Linked DNA regions of Mus musculus: region 2 is linked to region 1. The links are chromatin loops, found by intact Hi-C in ENCODE. Cell type or tissue: left cerebral cortex. All regions are shown on one strand. Each heading gives the region's core, and the rest is flanking DNA. Links, peaks and the distances in the headings are about the cores only.

The links. Peaks named below come from ENCODE experiments on the same cell type or tissue, not always from the same donor. Only the 100,000 strongest peaks of a DNase experiment are listed, where the experiment ranks them.
Region 2: it touches region 1 in a loop (2.8-fold over the local background); 5 of 42 quality-filtered maps call a loop at or near these places.

The regions. Positions count from the first base shown.
Region 1 is chr16:17,919,474-17,923,857 of GRCm38, reverse strand. No RefSeq gene overlaps it. Among named protein-coding and RNA genes, the nearest start is that of Slc25a1, 6.6 kb to the left of the region's middle. In left cerebral cortex, for the core only: a CTCF peak has its summit at 1,933; a DNase peak (open chromatin) is centred at 1,850; H3K4me3 peaks cover 1,820 bases; H3K27ac peaks cover 1,467 bases.
Region 2 is chr16:18,209,585-18,213,968 of GRCm38, reverse strand. It overlaps 4933432I09Rik (RIKEN cDNA 4933432I09 gene), which reads left to right and starts at 106. Exons shown (of 3, transcript NR_015575.1): 1 at 106-132; 2 at 2,771-2,889; 3 at 3,066-4,283. In left cerebral cortex, for the core only: CTCF peaks have their summits at 1,973 (motif pointing right), 2,860 and 3,062; DNase peaks (open chromatin) are centred at 1,990 and 3,074; H3K27ac peaks cover 1,619 bases.

The DNA of each region.
Region 1 (4,384 bases), core at 157-4,156:
CTGAGGGTTGCTTTTCTTGAGTTGCAGGAAGTGCCTTGCAGTTTCCCCAGGTGCTTGATGCTACTGAGACATGAAAAGCCCAGCAACTGCCCAAGAGGAGTTCCATCTATGGTCACAGTGATACCATCAGTCACTGTACTTACAAAGAGGCCCATGATTCATAGGAAGAGCCATAGCTATGTATGATTGCCCTTGACTGTCCCCAGATCCTCTTGGTCTGGGGATCTGATCAGGCCTCTAGGCTGGTGACCACTGCCTCTCTGGATAGCAGTGAAGGCAGAGATATGTGATGTGGGTCTTTGATCAAGATGCTATGCAGAACAAACCCAACTTACAGAATGGGACTTTACCTCTTCTTAAAACCCTGGAGACAGACAGAGCTTATACAGGGAAGAATTCCAGGAGGTGACTTAAGTTTGCAGATCTGCGGCACACACTCCTCATAGAACTGTGCCAGGAGGAACAATAGCCTCAGAGTGAGGACAGGGCTTAGACAAGCCCACAGAGGGACAGAGCAGGACCGCAAGCTGATATTTTGTGACCCATTCTAAATTCTGTGGAGCTCCTCTTACAGCTGTATAGGTACACCCTGAGATTTTCTATGTATGCCCCTGTGCAGGTGATAAAATGGCAAATCATAGTTTAATATCCAAAGAAATCACACTTTAATAGTTGAAAAATGCTTGTTTCCTGCATTCTAAAAAAAACCCCAAACTTTAAGTAGAGAATCAAGAAATTCAGAGTCCAAGCTTGCATATCTGAGCCGTGCCCCAGCCCAGTGACTGTCTCATTTTAGGCAAATAAAAGAATTCTTGCTTTCCTTTGTATCCCTCCCAGCACTCAGAAAACAGTCTCAGTTTAAGATTTCAATTTTTTTTTTTGATGCTGGCTTTTAATTTCCTGTTTCACAGATTCTTGGACTTATAAATTCGTAGGTCTAAAGCATAGAATTAGAGTCTGAGGAACACCTAGTAGCCTCTTCAAGATCTGGGACCACCTAGACACAGGACAAAGAATGGAGATACTGGCACTGCACCTCCTAAAAGGACAGTGGGAAAAGCACTGGGGCGTGGTCCTGTAACGTACAACGTCCTACTCTGTCCTGGCAATACCCAAGAAGAGCATTCTCCCTTCTGATCTGGTTGTGGCAAGCCCTGAGCCCCCAGAGTGGCCTTTAACACCGATGTCACATTTGTCTTCTCAGTGGAATGTCAGTCACCTATCCTCCATGTCACCGGCCTAAGTAAACTATGCTCCAAAGGCATTATCTTAAGTGACCCCAGGAGACAAGCCACCCTTTGGTCCTCAGCCTAACTGAAATACCTACCTCACTAGCCTGACTACCAGAGCAGCGCAGCCTCCTAACGCTCCCAGGCGTTGGGAAGGTTTTCAAGCACTGGATCGTAAGAGGACAGCTCAGACTGTCTGGCCAGCCTGCACAAAGGCCCTCACAGACCTACGGAGGCTGGCCACGTGCCAGGTCCTCTCCATCAAGTCACCAGCTCCTCAGGTGTCTGGGAGATTCTCCCGGTGTTCCAAAAGGAAAAACAATACGCCTGCCTCCATGATCCAAAAGCTGATCCGGACAGAGATGAACACATGAGAGAGGCTGTGCCCGCCTCGACATGCAGCATGGAGAGCACAGACCGTTTGGTGTGCGAGCGAGGGCTCTTGGAATTCACTTCTGGAAGAAGTGCTACCTAGCGCTCTCCACGGTTTCGGAAACACGGGAGGATGGGAAGCACGGCCTCCGACACAGAGACACCACCGTAAGCCGGAGCAAGGCAGCTCTTACGCCAGGCGGCGCTTGTTGATGACATCACAAGGACGCACCTTATAGTCAGGGGCCGCGCAGGCGTTCTGCCGGCTGCCGCGGGCGCAGGGATTGCGCTGATATAACCACCTGACTACCGGAGCTTGCAGTTTCGCTCTCGGCCGCCAGTCTAATCTGGAAGCGCCTCGTAGACACTCCCCGTCCTATGGTTTTTCCCGAGCTCGCTTGCAAGCCCCACCACACTGGCCAGCTCAACCGCCACAGTCCACCCTCCGGAGTGCGAGGACGCACGCCCCTGGCAACTCCTAACCCCTCAGTTTGAGGGGACACTCCCCACTAAGTCCCAGAATTCCGCCCCCCCCCCCGTGGTTCCTTCTGGCCATGCTTTCTGGCTTTCTCTCTATGCTGTGTGATTCTAACTGCCCCTAAGGTCGTGTGTAACCCACGTGCAGATCAGGAACCTAATCCTTTTTCCTGAAATACCTCTCACCCTGTTCGTCTTCCTGTGCGCTCATATCCAAACTCACTGATGACCACGCGGCTCTTCCCCAGTGTCCCCCCTCTACGGAGACTAGCTTGGAAACTCATTGCTCACTATTAAACGAAGGAAGGAAAAACAGCTTATCGTTGCGGTCCTCTGGATCTTATGGTCTAGTGCCGATTGGGGTACAGGGTATCTCTGAATACCTTGCTCTGGGTAATGTGGTAGCTACAGGAGGAAGTTAAGTTGCTATGGAAGGCAGTAGTGTGCACAGGCTGCACTGCTGGACCTGCTGCATGTTTATTTTGACCTGGCCCTGTCTCCTATGGGCCAGCGTCATTGATCAGATGAAAAGAGCTGCACAATGGGAGGTATGTGCACCTTCCTGGGAAACCCAAACTAGGAAAACTGGAGCCTTGCTGCAGCTTGGGTCTATAAAGGGGCAAGGAAAGTTCTTCCTTTTGTCAGGAACAGAAAGGGCAAGAGGCAGTATGCTGTATAACCTGCTGGTCCCCAGAAAGGGATAGCAATGAACAAAAGACCAGTCAGGTTTCACACTCAGCAGCTGCCCAGATCCACCCCAAGTGGCACTTTGGGATCTGCCTCTGAACATGCGACTGCTGGGGAAACTGAGACCCGCTAGCTGGCCCTAGGTCTGTCCAGCTCAGGAATGTTCCCTGCTTGTGACAATTGAGCGACCAAAGCAGATTAACCTGGGTGTTAATCCCCTCTAATGGTTTCAGAATCCTCGATGCGAGGCGCTAAGCCGGCCTTTCTCCAAGGCCTGCAGAAGCCCTTCCCAAAGCCTTCGCCTGCAGCCGCGCCGATGCTATCTCAGCCCCGCCTGGCAGCGAACCCGCTCTAATCCCCTGTGCTCTCTTTCTTCCCCTGCCTGCCTGAGATGAGGCCGATTGGCGTTTGATTACCGCGCTATCGAGGACCCTTTGTGCAATCGGCCCCAAATCCCCTAATTCTGTGATAAAGGCTGCATTAGCAGACGTTTGCTGTAGAAAAGGCACTGGCATGAAAGAATGCAATCAGGGGAATCCTGATGGCCTGGCGCAAGCCTGTTAGTGAGTGAGGACAACAAGGAGAGGGGGATGCCTCCATTCTACAGGACAGGGGAGGGGTGGCGAGGCCCAGGAGAGGGAGGGCATCGTGTCCTGGGTATCTCCAATCCATCTTCCTCAGCTCTGAATGTTTGGGCTGCAAGAGGAGGGTCCACCCCACCTCCAGCCTCACCATCGCACTTTCAAGACCTTGGCTTTGGATATATAGAATGGTGGTGCCTACCTTGAAACGCAGGGTTAGGAGAGAAAAGTGGCTGGAAATGAGTTAGGAGGCTATTCCTGGGCTGGCGTATTGGCTCCTGCCTCTATCCCAATGCCTGAGAGGTAGAGGCAGGAGAATCTAGGTTAGTAAGCTACATAGTGAATTCAAGACCAACTTGGGTTATATAAGACCTCATCTCAAAAAAAAACAAAATAAAGCTAAACAAGCAGAACAAAATAAAACATTCATCAAAGAAAATGGCAGATGGCAGAGACTCCTAAAATGGCACCGCTAAGGTCAGCAGCAGGTAGGACTGGAAAAGGCCAGAGGTGGGGAGGGAAGAGTGGTGAGTGTGGTCCTAGGGTTGAGGGGTCGGCAGCTCCAGGGATAGGTAAGAGTTTCCCAAGGGATGCAGGTGGGCTGGAGGGCTCTTCACCTGGGTGGGCAAGTGTGCACTTAATAACATAAAGACAGCTGACATGTTAATTTACTGAAGTGTGGGAAAAAAAAAAAAGTCAGGCCATATCAAGGAGGACACGTGGCTCTGTCCAGAGCTGACTCATCAGCCCTCTAGCTGGTGACCTTGGGTCATTACCTGAATGACAGAGCCACCCAAACCCTGAACAGAACTTGCTATGGCTCTAGAGATCCCAAAAGGCTGGCTCTGATTTCAAGGTGGGTCACAGATGAAGTCCACGGACTTCTGTCTGGAGACTGGTCCTGCAGATGCCTTCTGCTTAGTTGTCTCCCTCCCCTGTCTTATCAGGTAGCCCTGTTCTTCCCAGGGTGACCAATCAACTCAGTCAGTGTTCTTTGATCAAATGAACTTCCCAAAAGAACAGGACATTGGACACTAA
Region 2 (4,384 bases), core at 209-4,208, 290 kb before region 1:
CTGTGAGGAGCTAGAGTGGCCCTAGCCCCTGTTGCTAGGCAGCGCATTTCCCTGGACACCAGTTGCCATGGCAGCCGCTTCCTGCCCATGTTGCCATGACACCCAGATGGCCTTGAGGAGCCTGAAGTGGTGGTAAGGGGCTAGCTATCCAGACACACTCACACCACCCTTCCCCCCAGCCCGGCTGGTGCCTAGGGGATGCTGAGGAGAGGAGAGAGGACAGGCTATGTTATCCAGAGCCGCTTGCCTACAGCTGGCCTGAGATGAAGTCAGGGGCTAAATGGGCAGATTCTACTCTCCTTACTATGGCCTTGACACTCAATGACCCATGCTCATTACAGGGCCTGAGTAGAACTCAGAGTCATAGAGCCAGCCACACCCATGAGAGATTCTCATTTCTGTATTTTTAACCTGGGCTTCTGGCCCTTACCCACCTAGTCTGTTCTCCACTTGCAGCCCCAAAGCACCCTGCGTAGGACTAGAGGATCCTACAGAACCTGGATGAATGTGTCTGGGGTTTCACAGGCATTCCTGGAGTGGCCTTGGGATTATTACCCTGTCATCCAGGACTCTGCCCAGTCCTTTCATCTCCTACCCAGGACCTAGGGTATGGCCTAGGCATGAACTCTCCTTTGCTCTGTTAGAGAGGCAAGATGACACTTGGCTCTGAGTCACAGCCTGTGACCTTCCAGGTGGCAGAGGGGCAGATGAGGGATGAAGTGGTCTGTGTGATGAAGTCACCCCAGGGCCAGAAGGTAGGGGCTGCTAGGCCTCTCTGTTCCTGGCAAAGTAGACATGAGTTTCTGAGAGCTGTGTGACCTTCTCGGCCTTCTCCAGTCTGCAGGGAGTGGGGAGTGCAGAGCAAGCAGGGTCCTGAGACCATGGTGTGGGCAAAAGAAGGTCTCAGAGCTAGGCATGCTACTTCATGCTTGTGTGTATCAGGATTTTGTAAGGCTAGAGCAGGAGGATTGCCATGAGTTTGAGGCCAACCTAGGATGCACAGTAAAATCCTGTCTCCATGTCTTATCCCCACAAAGAGGGCACTAGGTGGGCTGGGTCCTTGAGGTCTTCTAGGAATTCCCAGCTCCAGAGGTTGAAGCTCTTGGAGGAAAGGCACACCCATGGGGCGCTCAGTACTGGACATGGACTTTCTGCTCCTAGAATGTATGTGGTGACAGGCTGTTTGCTCCTCTCTTCTGTGGTCACTCTCTGGAAGCCACTGCTCATATTTTTTTTAAAAAATGATTTATCTATTTTATGTGAGTACACTGTAGCTGTCTTTAGACACACCAGAAGAGGGCACTGGATCCCATTGGAGATGGTTGTGAGCCACTGTGTGGTTGCTGGGATTTGAAGTCATGGCCTCTGGAAGAGCGGTCAGTGCTCTTGGCCACTCGTATTTTTAACTTTAACAGTCAGAAAGACAGTAAGAGTGCTAAAGACAACCCTTGTGAAAGACACAGTCCCAGTAGACAGCCATCATTTCAGGATGTCGGGGGCTCTGAGGCCTTGTACTGGGAGGTGGCCTGCTGACCGCCATGCTGTGCTCCACTAGGCTGCTGAGCGTAAGCACCCCTGCCCAAGCTGAGGACCCTCTCCTTTCTTAGGAGTCAGATCTCGTCTCTTGTTACTTCCAGATGGACAGTGGTGTCCAGAAAGTCAGCATGAATGGGCTGCCTGGCGGTCAGTACCAGTTCACCTTACTGGGGCTAGAACCTGGGTTCTTATCTTTCCTGTTGTATTCTATCTGACCCCACTCTTGATAGATACTGGCCTACCTGTCAGCGCAGGCAACAGTGCCAGGCTATAAACTCCAAAGGCCTATTTCTGTATCCTGATGACATAAAGACCCTCAGGTTAAAGTGGGACTGTGAACAAATGAGAGAGATCACTTTAAGCTGCCAAAAGCTGGCTCCTGGCTTCGATGCTGATGGCAGGCAGAGCAGGAGTAGACTGCAGTTCCCAGACTTGCCACCAGATGGTGCCTCAACCCTGCACCAGGCACAGATACTTGGGTGGGAGCCAGCACCCAGGGTCGACAGGCTAGGAAGAAATTGAAGAGTCTGCCAGGCAGAAACTTGTGCCACGGACAGATCAGACACAAAGCATCCACCCCCACTTGGATCTGTGGTTTCCATGACGGGTAGCCATGTGGTCACAGCTCTCACTGGTTTGAGGGCGCTCCTTTTTTTATTGCTTAGCACAGTGAGATCCTGTCTCTGTGTCTTATCCCCGCAAAGAGGGCACTAGGTGGGCTGGGTCCTTGAGGTCTTCTGGGAATTCTCAACTCCAGAGGTCAAAGCTCTGGGAGGAAAGCTTAGTTTGAAGCAAATTATCCTAGACTTTCCCAGCACTGTACAGCGGTATTCCATCTGTCCTATGGGCAGCTCTGGATTGACCCACGTCTGTCACAGGCACTCACCAGTAGGATAGGGAGTCCCAGAGCTATGTGATCAGGGCAGGCAGGATGGTCCCAGCCAGCATGTGTGACTGCTGTAATACCAGGTCTTCGACACATTGGAGAAGGAGAAGGTCTAGTGTAGAGCCCCGAGCCTAGCCTGACATTTTCCTGCATTTTATCAGAACTTTCAGCCTTGGCCCTCTCAGCCCAGGTGACTAGGGCTTGGTTGATGTCTTCAGGCTCTGGGCAAGGTTCAACCCCAATCCATAGGGCAGGGCCAACAGTCTGGGCTGTGCCCTTCTGGGATGGAGTGGGAGTGTAAGATAAGCCCGTCTTCATACCCAAGTAGAATGTCCCTCTCATCCACAGACTCTAGTCTATCTGTGTGCTATGATGTGGTGCTGCCATGGATCCTCATCCCAGTGTAGTGTCAGTGACAGGAAGTGGACAGGATGCACGCTGTCATAAGACTCCTTCAGAGCCTCCAGGTGAGTCTTTGGATGACAGAGCTTTGTCAAGATGAGGAAGTCCTGAGTAAAGAGAGGGCGATGGGGAGCTGGGGGGGGGGGTGGCGTGTCGGACATTTGCTGGCGTGGTACACCCGGCTCCTCAGAATGCTGCCCATATGGTAACTCCCTATTGCACTTCCCATCTCTTCCACCAGACGGTGCTGTCTGAAGGCCTCCCTGCCCACTATAAAGGAGGAAGAACAGCCTTGCTAGAGCTCCATGCTCCTGGTGACTCCAACCTTTGAGGATCTGTGTAGATGTCAAGATGGGAGACTGCTCTGAAAGCCACCCTTCCTCCCATCTAGATAGCAAATCACCTGTCCATGCTATGGCCCTGACCTCCTCTCTTGCCTCTGGGGCAGGGGGGACTTCTCTCTATGCGCCCCTGTTTAAAGCTGGTTCTGTTGAGCACAGCTGGCAAGTGAATAGAAGTTATCCCTGAGTCTGGAGCCTACAGCCTCTCTTCCCTCAGCCAGTGTGAGTTTACCTGCCAACACAGTGCCCACCACTGCTGCAAGCTCTCTCAACAATCCTACAGACTCCTTCCATCGCTAAGCACTCACTTCCTCACTCCTACCCAGTTCACCTGGCCACTCCTGAGTGGGAGCACCCTCAGCAGCCTCTCAGGCAGTGGGAGCACCCTCAGCAGCCTCTCAGGCAGTGGGAGCACCCTCAGCAGCCTCTCAGGCAGTGGGAGCACCCTCAGCAGCCTCTCAGGCAGTGGGAGCACCCTCAGCAGCCTCTCGAGCTGTGGCAGCACCCCCAGCAGTCTCTCAGCTGCCTGACTTGGAGATATCTGGGCCAGGTGGGCCTGGCTGCCTTTAACCAAAGGGAGGGTATAAGAGTAAATTCTGGTCTTGTTATGCTGTGTGTGACCCTGTTCCACCTTCTCGGTCCCTGTTTTCTGGTCCCATTCATCAGCACTCAACCACATCTTGCTCAACTGCCCTCCTTAACATACTGCCTTCCTGCCTGCGGCTCCCACCTCTGCCTGGATCCCCAGCCTCACTTCTTTCACATCCCTGGCCCATACTCCCTAGAAAGCTTTTGGGCCAGAGGCCTTGTGTTTTGGAGGGAGCATGGGATACAATGGTCTTCCTGCTGCCCCCCACAACCTCACCCAACCAGGCAGCTGAGGAGCTAGCGACCCCACAACCCACCAACCCTATGGCTGGCTGGTGGCTGCCTCACCACACAGGCTAGCCAGGAGAAGCCACCAGGCCTCCCAGCTGCATCTTCTCACTGAAGCCTGTATCAGAGATAAAGGGCACTATCAGTCCCCCGTTCGTGTGCCAGAAGCTGCTTGCAATATGAGAGAGATGTTTAATTTATCTCAGGAACTAGGCACGAGTTATAAAAATGGTAATTTCTTGAAGATTCAATTACCTGTTTTCATTGTTACCCTGGTAATCAAGGAAACGATTTTTAATGATAGGCTGGAAGATGGTACCAATCTTGGAGGGAGGATGGTGCA